Linked DNA regions of Homo sapiens: regions 2, 3, 4, 5, 6 and 7 are each linked to region 1. The links are chromatin contacts, found by Hi-C or POLR2A ChIA-PET in ENCODE. All regions are on one chromosome and are shown on one strand. Each heading gives the region's core, a stretch centred on a gene start or an enhancer-like site at or near the end of the contact. The rest is flanking DNA. Distances are from core to core; before and after follow the strand shown.

Region 1 (2,512 bases), core at 5-2,504:
CCAAAAGGAAAAGGCTTCTTGTGCCCAGGCTGCAGATCCAAACCCCAGGGAAGGACTCTCATTGGTTCAGTCTCCATTCTGTTCCAGGTGGAGCATAATGATTGGTCCAGCCTGACTCGTTTGCCCATCTCTTAACCATCAACATGGTGGGGAGGGGACACGCAGGAGACTGTCAGCTCCTATCCTAAACGGGGGAGGGGGCAGGGGTGATCATTTTCTGAGCTCCTATAAACAAAGTTTCAGTTCTTTTTCCTCCTATGGCTGGAACACTGGAATAAGGAAAGAGGTCGTCTGTCTGGAGAGGCTGGTTGGGGAGTATGGTCTCCCCAGCCCAGCCAAGCTCAGGTCCCTGCATACAGCAGGCGCCTAATTGATGCTTATAGCACGAATGACTGAATGAATACCCCGTTCCCACAGGCTGTCCTGGGATGGTCCTAATTTCACAGACCCTGAGCGGATCAAGAATGAAGCGGGCCCAGGGGTCCCGCCCACCGGCTGAGTGCGTCTTAGGACGCAGAGACAAGACCACGGAGGGCGGAACCTCTGAGCGTTAGGTGGCACCTTGGAGACCCCGCCACCTCCAAAGGCCCAGTTAGGGGCGGAGCTTCTAAACCCTAGCATTTTGGATTGAACCATCGTCCGTCGGTTAAAGGGGAGAGCCGAGAAAGCCCTTCTGCATTTGTCGCCAGCCTTTTTACCACCTCCTGGCCACAGAAACGACGTATTTGCTTCTCTAACGGCGACGCCGTTTCCCCCTTCGCCTCGTTACTCCTCAAAGCCCCACGCGGCCACAGAGTTCAGACTTACCCACCACCACCTTGCAGTGGCTCGCCCCAGTTTGACGCATTGCAGGGAAGGTCGGACCAATGGGCGCCAAGCTCTCATTTCCGCCATGGGCCAGGCCCAATAGTGACGCGGCTCACAGAGGGACGCGTCACGCACCGCCGAGCTGTGCCCCTCCGCCGAAGAAAGTGAAGTGGGCCCGGGAGGCGGGGCGCGCGGCGAGGGAAAGTAGTCCGGCGACGGGAGCGAGCGCGCGCGCGCCCGGCGGCAAACCCAATTCCTGTGCAGGGTGGGGACGAGAGATTCGCGGGCCCGTAGGTGTGGAGCGGGGCGCGGAGGGATCCGTGGGAGCCGCAGTGCGGCGGCGCGCGGGCCGGGTGGGGCGGGGCCGAGCGAGGCGGGGCGCGCGCGGCGGCCGTTGAGGGACCGTTGGGGCGGGAGGCGGCGGCGGCGGCGGCGCGCGCTGCGGGCAGTGAGTGTGGAGGCGCGGACGCGCGGCGGAGCTGGAACTGCTGCAGCTGCTGCCGCCGCCGGAGGAACCTTGATCCCCGTGCTCCGGACACCCCGGGCCTCGCCATGGTGAGTGAGGCTGGGGGGTCGCCGAGGCTGCGGGCTCTGAGGCGGGCTTAACGGGGCAGGACCCCTGAGGGGGCGACAGAGCCCAGAGTGGGGGGCGTCCGGGCCCGGCGAGAGCCTCGGGACCCTTTTCTACCCGCGTTGTCGGGGGCTGTTGAACCCAGAGCGGGACGTCTGGATCACCAGAGGTTTCCAGAAGCGACTTTAGCACCAAATGGGATGTTTAAGTCCACAAATGGGTATCTGAGCCCCTAAAGGGGACATTTGAACCCCGGATGGAGGATCGGGACCCTCAGTGGGACCCCTCAAAAGGATTTTGGACCCAGGATGGGGCGTTGGGTTTCAGGATGGAGGTGTTTGGACCCCAGGGGACGAAATAAGAAAGATGGGCTGGGGAGGGGAGCTATTCGGGCCCTGATGAAGGCGTTTGGTCCTGAGAGGATGCGGGGAACGGGGGACGAAGGGAGGCTGGGCTGCTCCTGGATGGGGTGGTGGAGGGTAGCTGGGCCCGGGCGGGGAGGGGCGACCCCTGGGCTCCTGTGGAGCAGAGGAGAGGGTCAAGGATGGGCGGTCACTTCTACAGATGAGACTCCCGAGGGTGGGGGAGGGTGGGGGAGGGTGGTCTCCAGAGCCCAGCACTGCAGAGGAGGAGGAGGGTGAGGTGCAAGCTTATGGGAGGAAGAGCCTGGGGTGGGTGGCAGCGGAGATTAGAAGATACTCTTGAAGGCTTCCGGGACGGAGAAGGATCAGGGTCGTGGAGGTGGTGAAAAGGGATGGTGAGAGTGGGGCTCGCCAGTAGTCGGGGGACAGGGACCCTTGGGGTTAATTTGGAAGTAGCTAGAAAAGGTTCCGAGGTTACTAGTGGGTTAAGACTGTTGCTCTAGAAAGACAGAATTTTTTTAACGGGGTGGGAGTGTTGTGTTTGGGTCCAAGAGAAGATGGATTTCCAAGGTGAGGGGTGGGGGAGGACTTGGGCTTGGGTGGTTGGGAGGTGAGGTGGAAGGAGAAAATGAATGGCAGTCAGGGGGGCCTAGGTTTGGGGGTGGATGTGGGTAGCACCCTGCCAGTCTCCAGGGACAGGCCAGGACAAAGACGGCTCAGTGTGGATGGGGAGTGGGCTGCAGGGCCCGGAGGAAGCTTTTCTACCGTCCTC
Region 2 (2,512 bases), core at 6-2,505, 880 kb after region 1:
CTAATCTAGTACAACCTCTTTATTTTCCAGAAGGGGAAACAGACTACAGGGGTCTGTAAGTAAAGAAGGGGTTCGAGAAGCCAGGGTTTCTACATTTACAGTGGAGTGGGCGTCGATGCGCAGGGGACACTCACTCCGCATGGCACAGCTGGAACGGAGTGAACTGGAGCTCCAGGTTCAGGCAGCTCTCTGTAGGCAGGGCACAGGCAGGTTAGCATGGGGGACCTGCTGGGGACTCTCTCCCTCCTCCCGTCCACGCCTCACTCACGGGCAATAGAGTCAAGGTTGTACTCAGAGCCGGGCTCGTAGTCGCAGTAAATGTTCAGGAAGGGGCTGCCCTTGTCCCCTGAATCCTGGCGGAGGACACGGGGTTCAGGGGAGGGCAGGGGTGGCAGGAGGGATCCGGGGCGGCTCAGTGGAACTCACCATGTGTGTAAGGAGGAGGGCGAAGGGAGGTGGAGGGGGCTCTAGGTACCTTGATGAACGTGATCCCCACAACCAGACCCCGCTTGGGGGGTGACTTGTTGAAAGTGTCGATGGAGACAATCTCCGCATCCACTGGGAGGGGAGAGTTCTAAGTTCAGTGTCAGGCAGACTCATGCTTCCAATCTCCCCAACATGGTGAGCTCTGGCTACCGCAATGATCATGCCCTCTGGTCTGAGTCCTGACCACCATCACCTGATCTCTGTTCCCTGGGTACTAGGGATCCTGACCTGTAAGTCTGAAGAATCCTGAAACCCTAGGCTCATCCGGGCCCCAACTATGCCTGCCCGCTGATCCCAGTGACCCCCTTAAAACCACCTGATCCCATTCTTCCAGCACGGTGACCCGGCTCAGACAGAGCCTCAGAAGCCTTCTCAACACCACGTTCCAGGCCCCCGCCCCCCAGCACCATAGCGCCACCCACCGGGAATGTAGTTGAACTGCAGCTCCTTGGCCACTGGCCGGATTTTCTGTCGGAGGTCTTGGTAGCGGAAGCCGAGCACCTTGCCTTTAAGGGTGGCGGCCAGCAGCTCCCCGCGCCCGCCGGCGCCGCCTGCCAGCCCGTACACATTGCTCTGCGACGAGAAGCGCGTGAAGCTGTCCTCGCGCAACGGACAAGGCCCCGCGGCCACGGCCGCCTCCCCCATCATGCCCCTCAGTTAAGCACCCTCTCCGCAGCCCCCGCCCCAACCCGCACTACCCAACCTACGACTCTCTAAGCGACCTGAACCGCCGGGTGCCCGGCCGTTGCGCGGGCTGATGACGTACGGAAGCTGCCGGCGTTGCCCTCTCCCAAGATGGCGGCCAGGTCGCCTGCTCGGGCCTCCCAGGCGACTTTGCCCCACTGCGCCCGCGCTCTCTTCTCCTTTCCATTTCTGGACCAAGGGGCTGCCATAAGGAGTCTGTGACTAGAGATGGGAGGTGGTGGCCACGGCCTCTCGCTGTATGCTGTGTGGAAGGTCGAATCATCATCATCATAAAACTTAATATTGCCCTTATGTGCCAGGAACTACTGTAAGTGCATTCCATCTAATACTTTATTAAAAATTCGCAAGGGGGTGGAGGTAGGTACTTAAATCCATTTTAGAGATGAAGGAATTGAGGCACAGAGGGGTAAAGTAACTTGCCTAAGATCACACAGCTAGTAACGAGCGGTCAGTACTGGAAACCAAACAAGGTAACTCCACAGTTCACTATTTTTTTTTTTTTTTTTTTTGAGACGGAGTCTTGCTCTGTCACCCTGGAGTGCAGTGGTGCGATCTCGGCTCACTGCAACCTCTGCCTCCTGGGTTCAAGCGATTCTCCTGCCTCAGCCTCCCAGCAGCTGGGATTACAGGCGCCACCACACCTGGCTAGTTTTTCTATTTTTAGTAGAGATGGGGTTTCGCCATGTTGCCCAGGCTGGTCTGGACCTCCTGACCTCAGGTGATCCGCCCACCTCGGCCTCCCAAAGTGCTAGGATTATAGGCGTGAGCCCCCTTGCCCGGCCTATAGTTCATAATCTTAACAGTATCACCTTTAAAATAATTAATACATTCTTCTTGCCCCCAAGGAAAAATGATCCAGCTATAATAACCACCTCCTTTATCGAACACCTACTTGGTGACAGTCATGCTGGCTCTGATAATCTGATTCCTTACAACTGTTCTGCAAGGGCCTACTGTTACCCTCCCTGCCGGTTCACTTATTCAGGATTCATTGAGCTTTTACTATGTGCCCGGACGTCCTTTGCAAATCTGTCTCACTAATCTTTGCAAGAAAGAAACCTCTACAAAGAGGTTTATTATCCCAGTTTAGAGAGAATCAAATGGAGGCTCAGAAAGAGTAAGTCCACTGACTGATATGCTAGCAAGTGGTGGGGACAGGATGTAAACCAGGTGTTTCCGACTCTGGGGCCTTCAGGGGTTCCTGTCTGTGCTGCTTTGTCCCTAGAAGGCCATGGAGGTTTGGGTACTATGTGCACATCTGTGTATCATTTCCAGAAGACATGGGTTGGCCAGCTGTCCTGGACACCTCGAGCACACACAG
Region 3 (2,512 bases), core at 8-2,507, 830 kb before region 1:
GGGATGTCCCCGGGAGAGCTGGACTTGCGCCGCCCGAGGCCCCTCACCTCTTGCAGGGCGCGCCGCCTCCGGCCCCGGTCCGGTCGCGCTGTCGCCGGTTCTTGAACCAGTTGCTGACCTGCGTGAGCGACAGGCCGGTGAGTGTGGCCAGGCGGCGCTTCTCGTCCGGCGTGGGGTAGCGGTTGCCGCGGTAGCAGGCCTTGAGCGCTGCGCGGGAGCGCTCCTTGAAGCAGTAGACTGTCTCCTCGCCGTCCCAGATGGTCTTGGGCAGCGGGAACTTCTTGCGCAGTCGATACTTGTCCACTGCGCCAAGCGCGCGGCCGCGGGCCCGCTCGGCCTCATGGTAGCGCGCGCGCAGGTAGAGGTCCTGCAGGAAGGCGTGGTGGGCGGCGGGGAAGGGGCGGCTCTCGAGTAGCCGGTAGAGCTCGGCGTACTCGCCCCGCTGGAAGGCCACCAGGGCCCGCGCGCGCAACACCGGGTCGCTGCCACGTAGGCGCTCGGCCGGGGGCAGTGCGCCCAGGAAGCGGCTCAAGCGGCCGGCGTGGCCCGCCTGGAGCAGCGCCTCGCAGACGCACGCCACCTGCTCGGGCGAGAAGCGGAGGCCCGTGGGCGGTTCGGAAGCGGCCTCGGGGGGCGACCCGGGGACGCCCGGGGATCCCGGGCCCTCAGCTCCCGCAGCCGCTGCGCCCGCCCCGGCCCCGGCCGCCGCCGCCGCCTCACCCTCGGCCGCCTGCAAAGTCTGCAAGAGCTGGCGCGCTTCCTCCTCCTCCTCTTCGGTCGCCGCCGCCGCCGCCACCGCCTCCCCCCCAGCCGCCGGCCCCGCGCTCGGCTCCGCAGGCAAGGTAGCCATGTTTTGCAACTTTGGGAAGTTCCTCCCTCCCTCTCTTCCTCCCTCGGGCTTTCCCCAGCCTCCTCCCCCACCTGTCCCCCCTTTTCGCCCCCACTCCCCGCTCTTCTCGATCTTCTTTCTGGCCGACCCTGCGCCCCACGCCGGGAAGGCGAGATCCAGCTCTCCACTCGGGTCTCTGTCCCCTTGTGTGTGTCCGTCCCCCTCCCGTCTGTCTGTGATTCTCCCTTTGTTTTCCCTCCGCCTCTGGCCGCGCTTTCTGCCTCCCCCCAGCGTGTGCTTCTGGCTCAGGGCCTCAGTTTCCCCATCGGGACAACGCAGAAGGTAACGGGCCGTCCAGGAGGACTAAGGGCGCGAAGCCTCCGCCCCGAGACTGAGCTTCTGCACGCCTCCGTCTCCAGGGTCCTCTGCAGGCCCCCACATTCCCCATCTCGGCCTGCGCTCCGCCCCTCGGAATTCCCGGCTCCGCAGGGGGGGCGGGTCTGGCCGGGAGGAGGGGCGGGGAACGGGCTAGAAAGTTTGCAGCAACTTTTCTCGAGCTTGCGTCCCAGGAGCGGATGCGCGTGGCGTGCGCAGGCGCAGTGGAAGGAGGATGGCCGCGCGCGCTGCCAGCCCAGCCCCCTCTTCTCGACGCTCGGTGGCACAGCTGGGCCACAGCTGGGCGGGGGCGGTGCCTCCGGGTGGCCCGCTCGCCCTCCTATTGGCCGGACGCCAAAGCCCCGCCCCGTGGCTTTTCCTCCCCCAACCCTGATTCGGCCGCTTCGCATCCCGCTAGCTCCTCCCAGACCTTCGGCCGCCTCCACACGCCTCCGGATTGGCCCGCTGCGGAGCCTCCGGCCCACAACGCAAACCGCGGACACTGTGGAGTCCAGAGCTTTGGGCAGATGGAGGGCCTTTTATTCGCGAGGGTCGGGGGTGGGGGTCCTAGGTGGGGACAGACAATAAATACCGAGGAATGTCGGGGTCTCAGTGCATCCAAAACGTGGATTGGGGTTGTTGGGGGTCCTGTAGCCTGTCAGCGAGTCGGAGGACGAGGTCAATAAATATCCAAACCGCCGAAGCGGGCGGAGCCGGCTGGGGCTCCGAGAGCAGCGCAAGTGAGGAGGGGGGCGCGGGATCCCCGAAAAAGCGGGTTTGGCAAAAGCAAATTTCCCGAGTAAGCAGGCAGAGATCGCGCCAGACGCTCCCCAGAGCAGGGCGTCATGCACAAGAAAGCTTTGCACTTTGCGAACCAACGATAGGTGGGGGTGCGTGGAGGATGGAACACGGACGGCCCGGCTTGCTGCCTTCCCAGGCCTGCAGTTTGCCCATCCACGTCAGGGCCTCAGCCTGGCCGAAAGAAAGAAATGGTCTGTGATCCCCCCAGCAGCAGCAGCAGCAGCAGCAGCAGCAGCAGCAGCAGCAGCAGCAGCAGCAGCAGCAGCATTCCCGGCTACAAGGACCCTTCGAGCCCCGTTCGCCGGCCGCGGACCCGGCCCCTCCCTCCCCGGCCGCTAGGGGGCGGGCCCGGATCACAGGACTGGAGCTGGGCGGAGACCCACGCTCGGAGCGGTTGTGAACTGGCAGGCGGTGGGCGCGGCTTCTGTGCCGTGCCCCGGGCACTCAGTCTTCCAACGGGGCCCCGGAGTCGAAGACAGTTCTAGGGTTCAGGGAGCGCGGGCGGCT
Region 4 (2,512 bases), core at 8-2,507, 750 kb after region 1:
GAAACCCCGTCTCTACTAAAAATACAAAAAATTAGCCGGGCGTGGTGGCGGGCGCCTGTAGTCCCAGCTATGCGGGAGGCTCAGGCAGGAGAATGGCGGGAACCTGGGAGGCGGAGCCTGCAGTGGGCCGAGATCGCGCCACCGCACTCCAACCTGGGCGACAGCGAGACTCCGTCTCAGAAAAAAAAAACAACAACACTTTTTTCTTTTTTTGAGACAGTCTGGCTCTGTCACCCAGGCTGGAGTGCGGTGGTACCATCATGGCTCACTGCAGCCTCAGTCTCTCAGCCTCCTAGGTTCAATCGATCCTCCCACCTCAGCCTCTTGAGTAGCTGGGACTACAGGCACACACTACCATATCCGACTAACTTTTGTATTTTTTTGTAGAAACAGGGGTTGGCCATATTGCCCAGGCTGGTGTGGAACGCCTGACCTCAGGTGATCCACCTACCCCGGCCTCTCAAACTGTTGGGATTACAGGCGTGAGCCGCCGTGCCCAGCTGTTTCTTCTTTCAGTTAATAAAAGAGAGGGTGCATTGCTGGCTAATGAGATTGTTTCTATACTTGGGGGTCTTCCTGAATGTGTGTGATTGAGTTTATTGCAGAGAAAGGTAACAGAAAATGGGGTTGTAGAAAGAAAAGAGGTAGAGGCTGAGTGAGATGCCCCACATCTGTAATCTCAGTGCTTTGGGAGGCCAAGGCGGGCGGATCACTTGAGATCAGGAGCTGGAGACCAGCCTGGCCCAAATCGTGAAACCTCGTCTCTACTAAAAATACAAAAATCAGCCAGGTGTAGTGGTGTGCGCCTGTAATCCCAGCTACTCGAGAGGCTGAGGCAGGAGAATGGTTTGAACTTGGGAGGCGGAGATTGCAATGAGGTGAGATAACGCCACTGCACTCTAGCCTGGGAGACAGTGAGACTATGTCTCAAAAGAAAAAAAAAAGTTCCTGGGCCCCAGACCAGCTCTCTCTTTGGGTTAAAACCCCGGCGTCCCGGAGCTGAGGCGCACGTGGCTATGCTTGGGGAGGAGAGGGCGGGGCCGGGGAGGAGGCGCTTGCAAGTCTGTACCGCAATGCCTCTACTGGCCTCTAGAGGGCGCAATCACTCGAGGCTCCGCCCCAAGCGAGGCGGGGCGGAAGCGTGCTGTGCACAGGCGCAAGATGGGTCTTGGGCAGCCCAGAGCTTCCGATTGGCTCTTCTGTGGTGGCGGGGCGGGGTCAGAACGAGATGGCTGTGTGCGCAGGCGCAAGACTAGCGCTCTTGGGACCGGAAGTTAAGGCGTTCGCGGCGTGTGGTAAGTGAGGGGGGCGGGACGGGTGTACCGGGTTGTGGCGGCGATGGCTGTCGGAGTTGGGCCGCTTGGGGGTAGTTTGGGGTGCGAGTCCAGGGGCGAGGGAAGTCTCGAGATGAGGAGAAATGTAGGAGGCAGCCGAAGGGCCGGCAAACGCGGACAGAGATGGCACCTGAGCGTCCCTGGGAGAACCTGGGCGACAGGCCAGAGACCGAAAGAAATGGAGGCACGAAAAGAAGCTTCGAGAAACTGAGGGACTGAAAGACGAGGGTGTTGGGAGAGGAGGGAAGCTGAAAACTAGAGAGCGTGGGCGAGAGTGCCGATGGGTTCCAGCGAGAGTCTTAGAGCCCACGAGGCCGAGAGGCGTGGTCGCCCATGAACTTGGGGAGTGGAGGGAAAAGTCGGAAACTGATCGTGGACACTAGAAACAGAAAAAATGGAATTTAGATGGAGAAACGAGACACTGAATCACGGGGGAGACCGAGAGATACGGAAGGATGGAGACAGTTGAAATAGGAAGAACCCCACAAAAGCTGGAGATAATGGAGAACGATGCTGAGAAATGGAAAAGCGAGGGAGTGGAGCCCGAACCCCTGGATTTGAGTGGCTCATGTAACACTCGGCTACTCACTTAGCCTCTCTATTGCTCAGTAAAATAGGGGGTGATCATAGTGCCTGACAGTCGTGAGAAAAGTGTGTGTGTGTATGTACATAGGTGTGGGATAGGAATAGATCATGCAGATAGGATAGGTCTGTGTGTTAATGTGAGTAAGTAAGCATGAGCTATTACTAAAGCTTCTGATATTGGGAGATAAAGTATTAGATGGGGAAATGGAGAGAGGTGGTGATGGAGAGTGAATACTGGAAGGACAAAAGGGAGGAAAAAAAGATTCAAACAGAAAATGAGAAAGGGCGTGGTGACTCACTCCTGTCATCCACAGCACTTTGGGAGGCTGCGGTGGGAGGATCACTTGAGCTTGGGAGGTCGAGGCTGCTGTACGCCGTGATTGTGCCACTGCACTTCAGGCTGGGTGACAGAGTGAGACCCTGTTTCAAAAAAACAAAAATGAATTTTTTTTTTTTTTTTTTGAGATGGAGTTTCGCTCTTGTTGCCCAGGCTGGAGTGCAGTGGTGCGATCTTGGCTCACTGCAACCTCTGCCTCCTGGGTTCAAGCGAGTCTCCTGCCTCAGCCTCCAGAGTAGCTGGGATTACAGGCAGG
Region 5 (2,512 bases), core at 8-2,507, 660 kb after region 1:
ATTTTTTAGTAGAGACAGGGTTTCACCACGTTGGTCAGGCTGGTCTCAAACTCCTGACCTCGGGTGATCCACCCGCCTCGGACTCCCAAAGTGCTGGGATTACAGGCGTGAGCCACGGCGCCCGGCCTATTTTATTTTGAGACGGAGTCTCTCGTTCTGTCGCCCAGGCTGCAGTGCAGTGGTGCAATCTCGGCTTACTGCAACCTCTGCCTCCCGGGTTCAAGCGATGCTCCTGCCTCAGCCTCCCAAGTAGCTGGGATTACAGGCGCCCGCCACCATGCCTGGCTAATTTTTGTATATGTATATTTTTTGAGACGGAGTCTCCCTGTGTCGCCCAGGCTAGAGTGCAGTGGAGCGATCTCGGCTCACTGCAAGCTCCGCCCCCGGGGTTCACGCCATTCTCCTGGCTCAGTCTCCGGAGTAGCTCGGACTACAGGCGCCCGCCACCACGCCGGGCTGATTTTTTTTGTATTTTTAGTAGAGACGGGGTTTCACCATGTTGGCAAGGATGGTCTCGAATTCCTGGCCTCAAGTGATCCGCCCTCCTCGGCCTCCCAAAGTGCTGGGATTACAAGCGTGAGCCACTGCGCCCAGCATTTTATTTTATTTTCGAGAAGGGGTCTGCTCTGTCGTCTAGGCTGCAGTGCGGTGGCATGATCTCGGCTCACTGCAACCTCTGCCTCCCCGGTTCAAGCGATTCTCCTGCTTCAGCCTCCCGAGTTGCTGGGATTACAGGCGCGCGCCACCACAACCGGCTAATTTTTTTTGTAGAGACGGGATTTCACAATGTTGGCCAGACTGATCTCGAACTTCTGACCTCAGGTGATCCGCCCGCCTCGGCCTCCCAAGGTGCTGGGATTACAAGTGTGAGCCACCGCCCACGGCCGGTAGAACATCTGAAGCTTCTAAAGCGAACTCTAAGGTTTCATTGGCACGAGGGGGCTCGAACCACGCCAGGCTTCCAGGCGTCAGTGCCCAGTGCTTGGCATCTACTGATAGAAACCAGGAATGAGGGGCTGGAGGCGGAAACAGCTTGAAGAAAGAGGTAGAGGCCAGGGAGTGAGGACGGTGTCTCCTTTTCCTGGAAGTTGGTAATTCAGGCAGAAGGAAGTTGGATGAGCTTGCGGAACACCCGGGGGGCCAGTCGGCCCCGCTCCCGCATCCATCGCGGAGGCGCGGCCCCTTTAAGGCTCCCGGAAACGGTCCCACAGGACCGGAAGTGACCCTCTTTATTTCCCTTCCTCACGTGGTGCAGGCAGGAAGTGACGCGCCTGGCCCGGGAGCTGCGGTCGCAGAGGCCGACGGAGCCGGAGTCGCGGACGCCGCGGGGTCTCCGGGACAGGTGACCTGGGGGAGGGGGCCGGGAGCGCGCCCAGAGAAGGCGGGGCCTGAAGCCCCACGTGGCGGGGAGTGCGAACAGGCCCGGGCGGGGTCGGAGTTCTCTGCGGGGGGCGGGGACAGGACGCCCACATGGGAAGCTGGAGGGGCGCTGGCGGGGCGGGCCGTTGGGTGGGTGGGCAGGGTCGGGGCGGGGCGTGGCCAGAGCCTGGGCCGGCGGCTGTGGGCGGGACCTAAAAGTTGTGGCTGGACTGTGGGCGGGGCCATAGTGTTGCTTGTTCAGCTGTGTGGCGGGGCTCGGACGCCGGGCGGAAGCTCTGTGGGCGGGGCCAGAAAGTTTTGCCTTACTGGAAGTGGGTCCAGATTCTTGGCCGGGACGTTGGGGGCGGACCCAGAGGCTGACGCAATGGCGGGGGCGGGGCCACAATGTAGTGGGGGAGCCAGGGGGCGGGGCCAGGGTGCTGGCGGGGAATGCTGGGGGTGGAGCCAGAAAGTTTCGTCTGAGCCACGGGCGCGGCCAGAGCGTTGGCCGGGAGGCGGGGAAGCGGGGAGTTGAGCCAGAACCCTGGGGAAGCCATGGGCGGGGCCAGATGCTGACGCAACGAGGTGTGGGAGGGAGTCAGGGGGCGTGTCCAGGAGGTTGGCCAGGCCAATCGGAGGCGGGGCCAGAGGGTTGACTGGGCAGGCCGGGGGCGGGGCTGGAATAATAATAAGAGATGGTAGGGGCGGGTGTAGGCTGTTGCCTGCGAGCCAGGAGGCGGGGAAAGAGCGTGGCTGGGAAAGTCGGGAGCGGGGCCACATTAATGGCCCATGGGTGGGGGCGGGGCCAGAAGTCTGGCGGGAAAGGCGGGGCCAGAAAGTTTTTTCCCGAGCCGTGGGCGGGGCCAGAGCGGTTTCCAGGATGTCGGGGACGTGGCCCTGGCATTCCCAGCCGGATTGAGGCTGGAGCTTTGCACAGAAAATCTGGGGCGGGCCTGGGTAGTTTTGTCCTTGTTGGGGCGGGTGGAGTATTCAGTGGGGCAAAACGCCAGTTCCAGGAAGCCTCGCCAGTGAGTTCTGGGCCTGTGTACAGAATCCTTTCGGGGGAGGCGGGAGGCTGTCGACCTTCCGTAGGGCGCTGGAGACGGGACTAGGACGTCCCTGAGGAAGGCGCGGGCTTGGAATGTTCTCTGAG
Region 6 (2,512 bases), core at 8-2,507, 610 kb before region 1:
CTCCCGAGTTCAAGTGATTCTCCTGCCTCAGCCTCCTGAGTAGCTGGGATTACAGGCGTCCGCTACTGCGCCCAGCTAATTTTTTATATTTTTAGTAGAGACAGGGTTTCACCAGGTGGTTCAGGCTGGTCTCGAACTCCTGACCTCGTGATTCCCAAAGTGCTGGGATTACAGGTGTGAGCCACCGCGCCTGGCCAGAAGTTTTTCTAGATTTCCAAAAGACTTCAATAACATCACCAATACTGATTTGTGAAGCTGAAACTTGTTCTAAATTATAATGAATTTTTAAAAAGTTCCATCAACCACGCTAGAGGAAAGATAACTTACTTTTCTCTTTGTAGACAAGGATATTGTGAAACATGCAGCTGAAAAAGTAGGAAACATCACAGAGGTGTGTCAGGCAGAAAATTAATAAAAACATTACGTTATCCTTTGGGATTTTGCAATGTTTGTGGTATTTGGCTCTTTTAAATATGTAATTTGTTATTATTTCATATTCTAAGTAAACTTTCATGTCAGTTTTTTTTTTTCTTTAAACTTTATTTTCCTTTCTTAAAGAGGTCCCTCCTCCCCCATCCCCGCGCTCAATTCCTTTAGCTGGATCCTTCCAGTTCATGACTGATCGGTTTAAAATATGGGTCGTTCAAAAGCCGTGTGAACCCGGGCTAGTGGCTATACCTCTCTGAGACTGTTTTCTTAGTGGTAAAATGGAAATCATAATAACTTTGCAGGGCTGTTATAAAGTTTAAATAAGCCAAGTCCTGCAAAATGCTTAGTGCAGGTTTGGAATGCACCAAGCGATGACAAATCTCAACCTGTCTTTATGCTGAGACCACTCCCCAGTTTCCGGAGCCGCGGCCACTATCTCCCCATGCGCATGCACACCCGGCTCTCCCTTCCAGGCCCTCCCCACCACGTGGGCGCGGCCTACCCTCCCGCAGGGGGTAATAGGTGGAGTCAAGGGGCTACTTCCGGGATTCTTTCCCTTCCACTCTGGGGAACAACCTTTTTGTATGACTGGCAGCATTATTAGCCAGTAGTGATTAGAGAAGAGCCCGACGTTAGGTGCCTCCCCCAACCCATTTGGGACAGCCTCTTCTTAGTTAGCCAATTGGAAGTTTTGGAGGGCGGGTTCTCCTCTGGGGGAGGGACAGAGTGATGGGCGTCTCTTTTGGCTAATGGAAACTTGGCTGCTGGTAAGCTGTGACCAATCAGAAGCGAGAACGCCGGATCCTGGGGCGGGGCTGGAGCTTCGTCAGTTGAACCGCTCGCGAGGAGGGTTGCTAGTGGAGAAGGTGAGAGGCCGCGGGAGTGGCGGTTGCGCGGGCCGTGGTGGAGGTCTTAGGTGGAGGGGAAGGGGCTTCTCTCGGGGGAGAGTGGGCTGCGGTGGGCAGCTGACCTGGCCTTGTAGGAATCGGGAGGGAGGGTGCCCTTTAACAAGGGTAGGCGCTTGATTGAGGGGTTGTGAGGCTGAGCGCAGCATGTGAGTTGGGGGTGATCTGTATATCGCAGGAGGGTCTTCAATGGGGAAAGTTGTAAAGCAGGAGACAGCAGATGGTAAAATATAGAGACGTCCTTGGAATGCAGCGTGGCGATTTAGTAGGAGGTTTTAAGGCAGAGGGTTATTACAGCGCACTATGCTTTACAAGCTTTGATTTGGGTGAAAGTCGTGGGAAGAAGCAATATTGAGGAAGGGAGGGAAGGAGACCTCCAGGGATGAGCATGTACTTTAAAGAGATGTGAAGCCCTATTATGCCTGTGGCGTTTGCTATGTGCTGTGCACCTGCCAAGTGTTTTAGGTGAATTAACTCTTAAACTTACTCTACTGATGGTTAAGAATGTGGGCTCTGGCGTCGGGTTGAATCCCGAATTTGAATCCTGGCTCTGCCACTGATCATTACTGTGGCTTTGGGCCAGTTGTTTAACCCTTCTGTGCCTCAGCTTCATCATCAGTAGAATGACATCATCTCTGTCTATACCATTGGCTAGCTTCACCCTCTTTATCTAATGAGAACTCCCACGTGTGTATTTCCAGCCTGGATCTCTGCCCTGAACTCCAGACTCATATCATGGCCGACTCTTCTCTCTTTGGAAGTTCATCTGACATTCAGACATAAACTTGTCCCAAACCAATCTTGCGATTTCTTCCTTTCAACCTCCAAACCCAGTTGATGGGACATTCATCCTGCCAGGTACTAAGATCAAGAAGCTTGGAGTGTTCTTTTTTTTTTTTTTTTGAGACAGAGTTTCGCTCTTGTAGCCCAGGCTGGAGTGCAATGGCGCGATCTTGGCTCACTGAAACCTCCACTTCCCAGATTCAAGGGAATTACAGGCGCCCGCCACCACACCCAGCTAATTGTTTGTATTTTTAGTAGAGAAGGGGTTTCACTATGTTGGCCAGGTTGGTCTTGAACTCGTGACCTCAGGTGATCCACCCGCCTCAGCCTCCCAAAGTGTTGGGATTACAGGCGTGAGCCACCGTGCCTGGCTAGCTTGGAGTCTTCTTCACTTC
Region 7 (2,512 bases), core at 8-2,507, 590 kb before region 1:
GTGCTGAGATTACAGGCATGAGCCACTTTGTCCAGCCAGAGAAGTCCAATTTCTGTTCATTTTCCCCTTCCCCATAAATAATCCTTTTTTCCCCCATAGATTTTGGTTTATTCTGTAATTTTGAAAATATAAACATATAATTTATAATTCTCATTTCTTTTATGAAAAGGGACATTCTGAACATACTGTCTGCACCGCACTGTGTCACAGCAGTCACTCGGTGACAGGACACAGAGATACTCTACTTTCCTCTTTATAGTTTTGTGGGACTCAATTGAGTAGATGTATTAGAAATTCAATTAGTTCTCTTTTAACATACATTTTGGTTATTTCCACTCTTTTGCTATTACAGATTGTGCTGCAATGAATAGCCTTGTGTATACATTTTCTCAAGGAAGGGTTTTGAGCATGGTAGTTACCTGATCAAATTTGTATTGTAGAGGATTTCGTGACTGGGAGACTGGCCTGGCGAGGTGGGAGGAGGAGGGAGGCAGTGCTAGGCTTTCAGGGTGTGTACAGATTGATGAAATCGTTTAGAATTGGAACTCACATGGCTGTGTTCCCACTCCTTCACCCGCACCAGGGGGAGGAGTGTGTGTGTGTGTCCTGTGCGTGGTGGGGTCATGTCCTCTTCGTGAGGTGCATGGGGGTGATGTGACCACATCCCTCCTCACACGTCGCAGGGGATATGATAGGACCCTGCCCCTCCCCATGGGGTCAGTTGAGACTGATGAGCCGTGTACCCCCTTCCGGGGAGGTGAAATGATGAGGCGTCCCACCCCCATGGAGTAGTGGGAATGGGGCCATGCCTCTCTCTCCAGCGCTCTCTCCGCGTCTTCCCCAGGGTGTCGCGCCTGGCGTCCGAGAAGCGGGAGCTGGAGGCGCAGCTGGGCCGATCGCGCGAGGAGGCGCTGGCCGGGCGCGCGGCACGCCAGGAGGCCGAGGCGCTGCGCGGGCTGGTGCGCGGGCTGGAGCTGGAGCTGCGGCAGGAGCGCGGCCTCGGGCACAGGGTGGCCGGCCGTCGCGGCCAGGACTGCCGCCGTCTGGCCAAGGAGGTGAGCAGCGGGGGCCCGGGGCGGCCAGCGAGGCGCGGACCTCGGCCTCAGCCTGGACCTCCGCGCCCCTCTCCCCTCCCGGCAGCTCGAGGAGGCGAAGGCATCGGAGCGGAGCCTGCGCGCCCGGCTGAAGACGCTGACCAGCGAGCTGGCATTGTACAAGAGGGGGTGAGAGCGAGGCCTGCCAGGCGCCTGGGCGGATGGGCGGGCCCTGAGGGTGTGGAGGCTGATGAGGCGGAGCCTAAGGGGGCGGGGCGGGGCCAGGTAGGGTGGAGGGGGCGGGGCTGAAGGGGAGGCGGGGCTTAGCGGACCCCGTCTGGAGTCCAGACAGGATTTGGGTGCAGTGGTTAGGAGGTGGACCCGGGCTGTGCGGAGATGCGCAGGCTTGGGGCGGCGTTCAGGAGGGACTGGGAAAGGGATCGTGCCCTAGGGTCTCCTGGTGCGAAAGGGTGCGGCGCAGCAGGTGGGATCAGGGTGAGGTCCGCTGGCATTTATGGGGTGGGTGGTGGAAAATTGGAAAGAGTTTCCGGGGAGTTGTGGAAGACTCCGGAAAGAAGGGTCTGTTGAAGGCGGTGTGTTGAAAGGATGTAGGGGAATGACAGAGGGGTGTTTTAGGGGTCCAATTGGGTGAGGTCTGGGGGGGAAGATATCGAGAGGGTCATGGGCCCAGGAGTGCACGTCTAGGAGTTGATGGGGTAGGCCTGAGGGTTCGGAGAAGGTGCGGTCGGGGAGGAGTCTCGCGATTGAGTTTGTCGGGGCGGGCGGGAAGCTGACAGCTGCCTCTGTGGTCTCAGGAGGCGGACTCCGCCGGTGCAGCCGCCCCCGACGCGGGAGGACCGGGCCTCATCGTCCCGGGAGCGCTCCGCGTCGCGAGGCCGCGGCGCCGCGCGCTCCTCATCCCGGGAGAGCGGCCGCGGGAGCCGGGGTCGGGGCCGCCCTGCGCGCCCCTCGCCCTCGCCCACAGGTCTGTGCCCCTGCCCTGCGGTAGGGAGGGGACGCACTGGCGCTGCCAAGGCCCGTCTCCGGACCTAGCCGCCTCCTCTCCCACGCCGTCCTAGGTGGTCGCGCGCTCCGCTTCGACCCCACGGCCTTTGTGAAAGCCAAGGAAAGGAAGCAGAGAGAGATCCAGATGAAGTCAGTGCCCCTTCCTCCCTCACCTGCCCCTGTCCCTGGCCCGTGCCCGCTCCCGGGCTCTCATCTCTCCACGCCACCATCAGTCTCCATCCCCTGCCACCTGCTCGCTTCTCGCCGGATACCCCGCCTGCTCTCCCTTCCGTCCGTCCTACCTCCTCGTCTGTGTTTCTGCGTGCTTTCCGCTCGTAGGCCTGTCACCTCAGGCTTTCGCTGGCGTGGCTGTGACCTTTAGGGGCGCAGTGACCCCCTTGCCTGCAGGAGTTGGGCGTACAGACCGGCGTCTCCTTTCTTTTTTCCCAGGCAGCAGCAGCGGAACCGCTTAG

The links. Hi-C counts contacts between places; a loop is a spot of excess contacts on that map. ChIA-PET counts read pairs that join two places held with the same protein, here RNA polymerase II (POLR2A). Pooled maps may share reads with other maps.
Region 2: a loop to region 1 is called in a pooled map, with 11 times the contacts of the local background. The contact joins the promoter of NAPA-AS1 here to the promoter of CALM3 in region 1. A Hi-C loop is called at or near these places in 5 of 50 pooled maps. POLR2A ChIA-PET finds 5 or more read pairs at or near these places in 2 of 52 experiments (activated T-cell and activated naive CD4-positive, alpha-beta T cell).
Region 3: a loop to region 1 is called in a pooled map, with 6 times the contacts of the local background. The contact joins the promoter of SIX5 here to the promoter of CALM3 in region 1. A Hi-C loop is called at or near these places in 5 of 50 pooled maps. POLR2A ChIA-PET finds 5 or more read pairs at or near these places in 4 of 52 experiments (GM12878, K562, Panc1 and 1 more).
Region 4: a pooled map shows a loop between it and region 1 (12-fold over the local background). The contact joins the promoter of DHX34 here to the promoter of CALM3 in region 1. A Hi-C loop is called at or near these places in 6 of 50 pooled maps. POLR2A ChIA-PET finds 5 or more read pairs at or near these places in 2 of 52 experiments (CD4-positive, alpha-beta T cell and naive thymus-derived CD8-positive, alpha-beta T cell).
Region 5: a map of CD8-positive, alpha-beta T cell shows a loop between it and region 1 (7-fold over the local background). The contact joins the promoter of CCDC9 here to the promoter of CALM3 in region 1. A Hi-C loop is called at or near these places in 1 of 168 maps with a recorded cell type or tissue (CD8-positive, alpha-beta T cell), 2 of 37 single-sample maps with no recorded cell type and 12 of 50 pooled maps. POLR2A ChIA-PET finds 5 or more read pairs at or near these places in 2 of 52 experiments (GM12878 and PC-9).
Region 6: a pooled map shows a loop between it and region 1 (13-fold over the local background). The contact joins the promoter of CCDC61 here to the promoter of CALM3 in region 1. A Hi-C loop is called at or near these places in 3 of 37 single-sample maps with no recorded cell type and 10 of 50 pooled maps. POLR2A ChIA-PET finds 5 or more read pairs at or near these places in 3 of 52 experiments (A673, AG04450 and MCF 10A).
Region 7: a pooled map shows a loop between it and region 1 (8-fold over the local background). The contact joins the enhancer-like site here to the promoter of CALM3 in region 1. A Hi-C loop is called at or near these places in 1 of 37 single-sample maps with no recorded cell type and 6 of 50 pooled maps. POLR2A ChIA-PET finds 5 or more read pairs at or near these places in 3 of 52 experiments (K562, activated CD4-positive, alpha-beta T cell and activated CD8-positive, alpha-beta memory T cell).

The regions. Positions count from the first base shown.
Region 1 is chr19:46,600,076-46,602,587 of GRCh38, forward strand. It overlaps CALM3 (calmodulin 3), which reads left to right and starts at 1,255. Exons shown (of 6, transcript NM_005184.4): 1 at 1,255-1,362. The coding sequence starts at 1,360. It also overlaps the pseudogene PPP5D1P. RefSeq lists an enhancer at 520-1,019 and a silencer at 1,150-1,289.
Region 2 is chr19:47,483,027-47,485,538 of GRCh38, forward strand. NAPA-AS1 (NAPA antisense RNA 1) reads left to right here and starts at 1,256. Exons shown (of 4, transcript NR_038452.1): 1 at 1,256-1,498. It overlaps KPTN (kaptin, actin binding protein), which reads right to left and starts at 1,193. Exons shown (of 12, transcript NM_007059.4): 1 at 909-1,193; 2 at 476-558; 3 at 269-353; 4 at 135-189. The coding sequence starts at 1,134. It also overlaps a transcript of NAPA not described here. RefSeq lists enhancers at 1,118-1,407, 1,438-1,567.
Region 3 is chr19:45,767,995-45,770,506 of GRCh38, forward strand. It overlaps SIX5 (SIX homeobox 5), which reads right to left and starts at 1,258. Exons shown (of 3, transcript NM_175875.5): 1 at 48-1,258. The coding sequence starts at 850. DMPK (DM1 protein kinase) reads right to left here. Exons shown (of 15, transcript NM_004409.5): 15 at 1,723-2,512. The coding sequence ends at 2,494. It overlaps DM1-AS (DM1 locus antisense RNA), which reads left to right. Exons shown (of 2, transcript NR_147193.1): 1 at 1-137. RefSeq lists enhancers at 1-236, 1,728-1,807, 1,968-2,077 and silencers at 1-107, 558-777, 1,138-1,677, 1,529-1,713, 2,238-2,397.
Region 4 is chr19:47,348,058-47,350,569 of GRCh38, forward strand. DHX34 (DExH-box helicase 34) reads left to right here and starts at 1,258. Exons shown (of 17, transcript NM_014681.6): 1 at 1,258-1,295. RefSeq lists an enhancer at 1,098-2,002.
Region 5 is chr19:47,255,268-47,257,779 of GRCh38, forward strand. It overlaps CCDC9 (coiled-coil domain containing 9), which reads left to right and starts at 1,258. Exons shown (of 12, transcript NM_015603.3): 1 at 1,258-1,342. RefSeq lists an enhancer at 607-1,516 and silencers at 1,407-1,516, 1,727-1,966, 2,007-2,056.
Region 6 is chr19:45,994,210-45,996,721 of GRCh38, forward strand. CCDC61 (coiled-coil domain containing 61) reads left to right here and starts at 1,258. Exons shown (of 14, transcript NM_001267723.2): 1 at 1,258-1,295. RefSeq lists enhancers at 616-805, 1,196-1,375.
Region 7 is chr19:46,014,205-46,016,716 of GRCh38, forward strand. CCDC61 (coiled-coil domain containing 61) reads left to right here. Exons shown (of 14, transcript NM_001267723.2): 6 at 845-1,055; 7 at 1,141-1,223; 8 at 1,850-2,019; 9 at 2,114-2,189; 10 at 2,490-2,512. Among named protein-coding and RNA genes, the nearest start is that of MIR769, 3.5 kb to the right of the region's middle. RefSeq lists silencers at 1,087-1,381, 1,849-1,928. Within about 2 kb of position 1,258, at least 2 of the 41 ENCODE cell types and tissues checked have a DNase peak (open chromatin) inside an H3K27ac peak, as active enhancers do.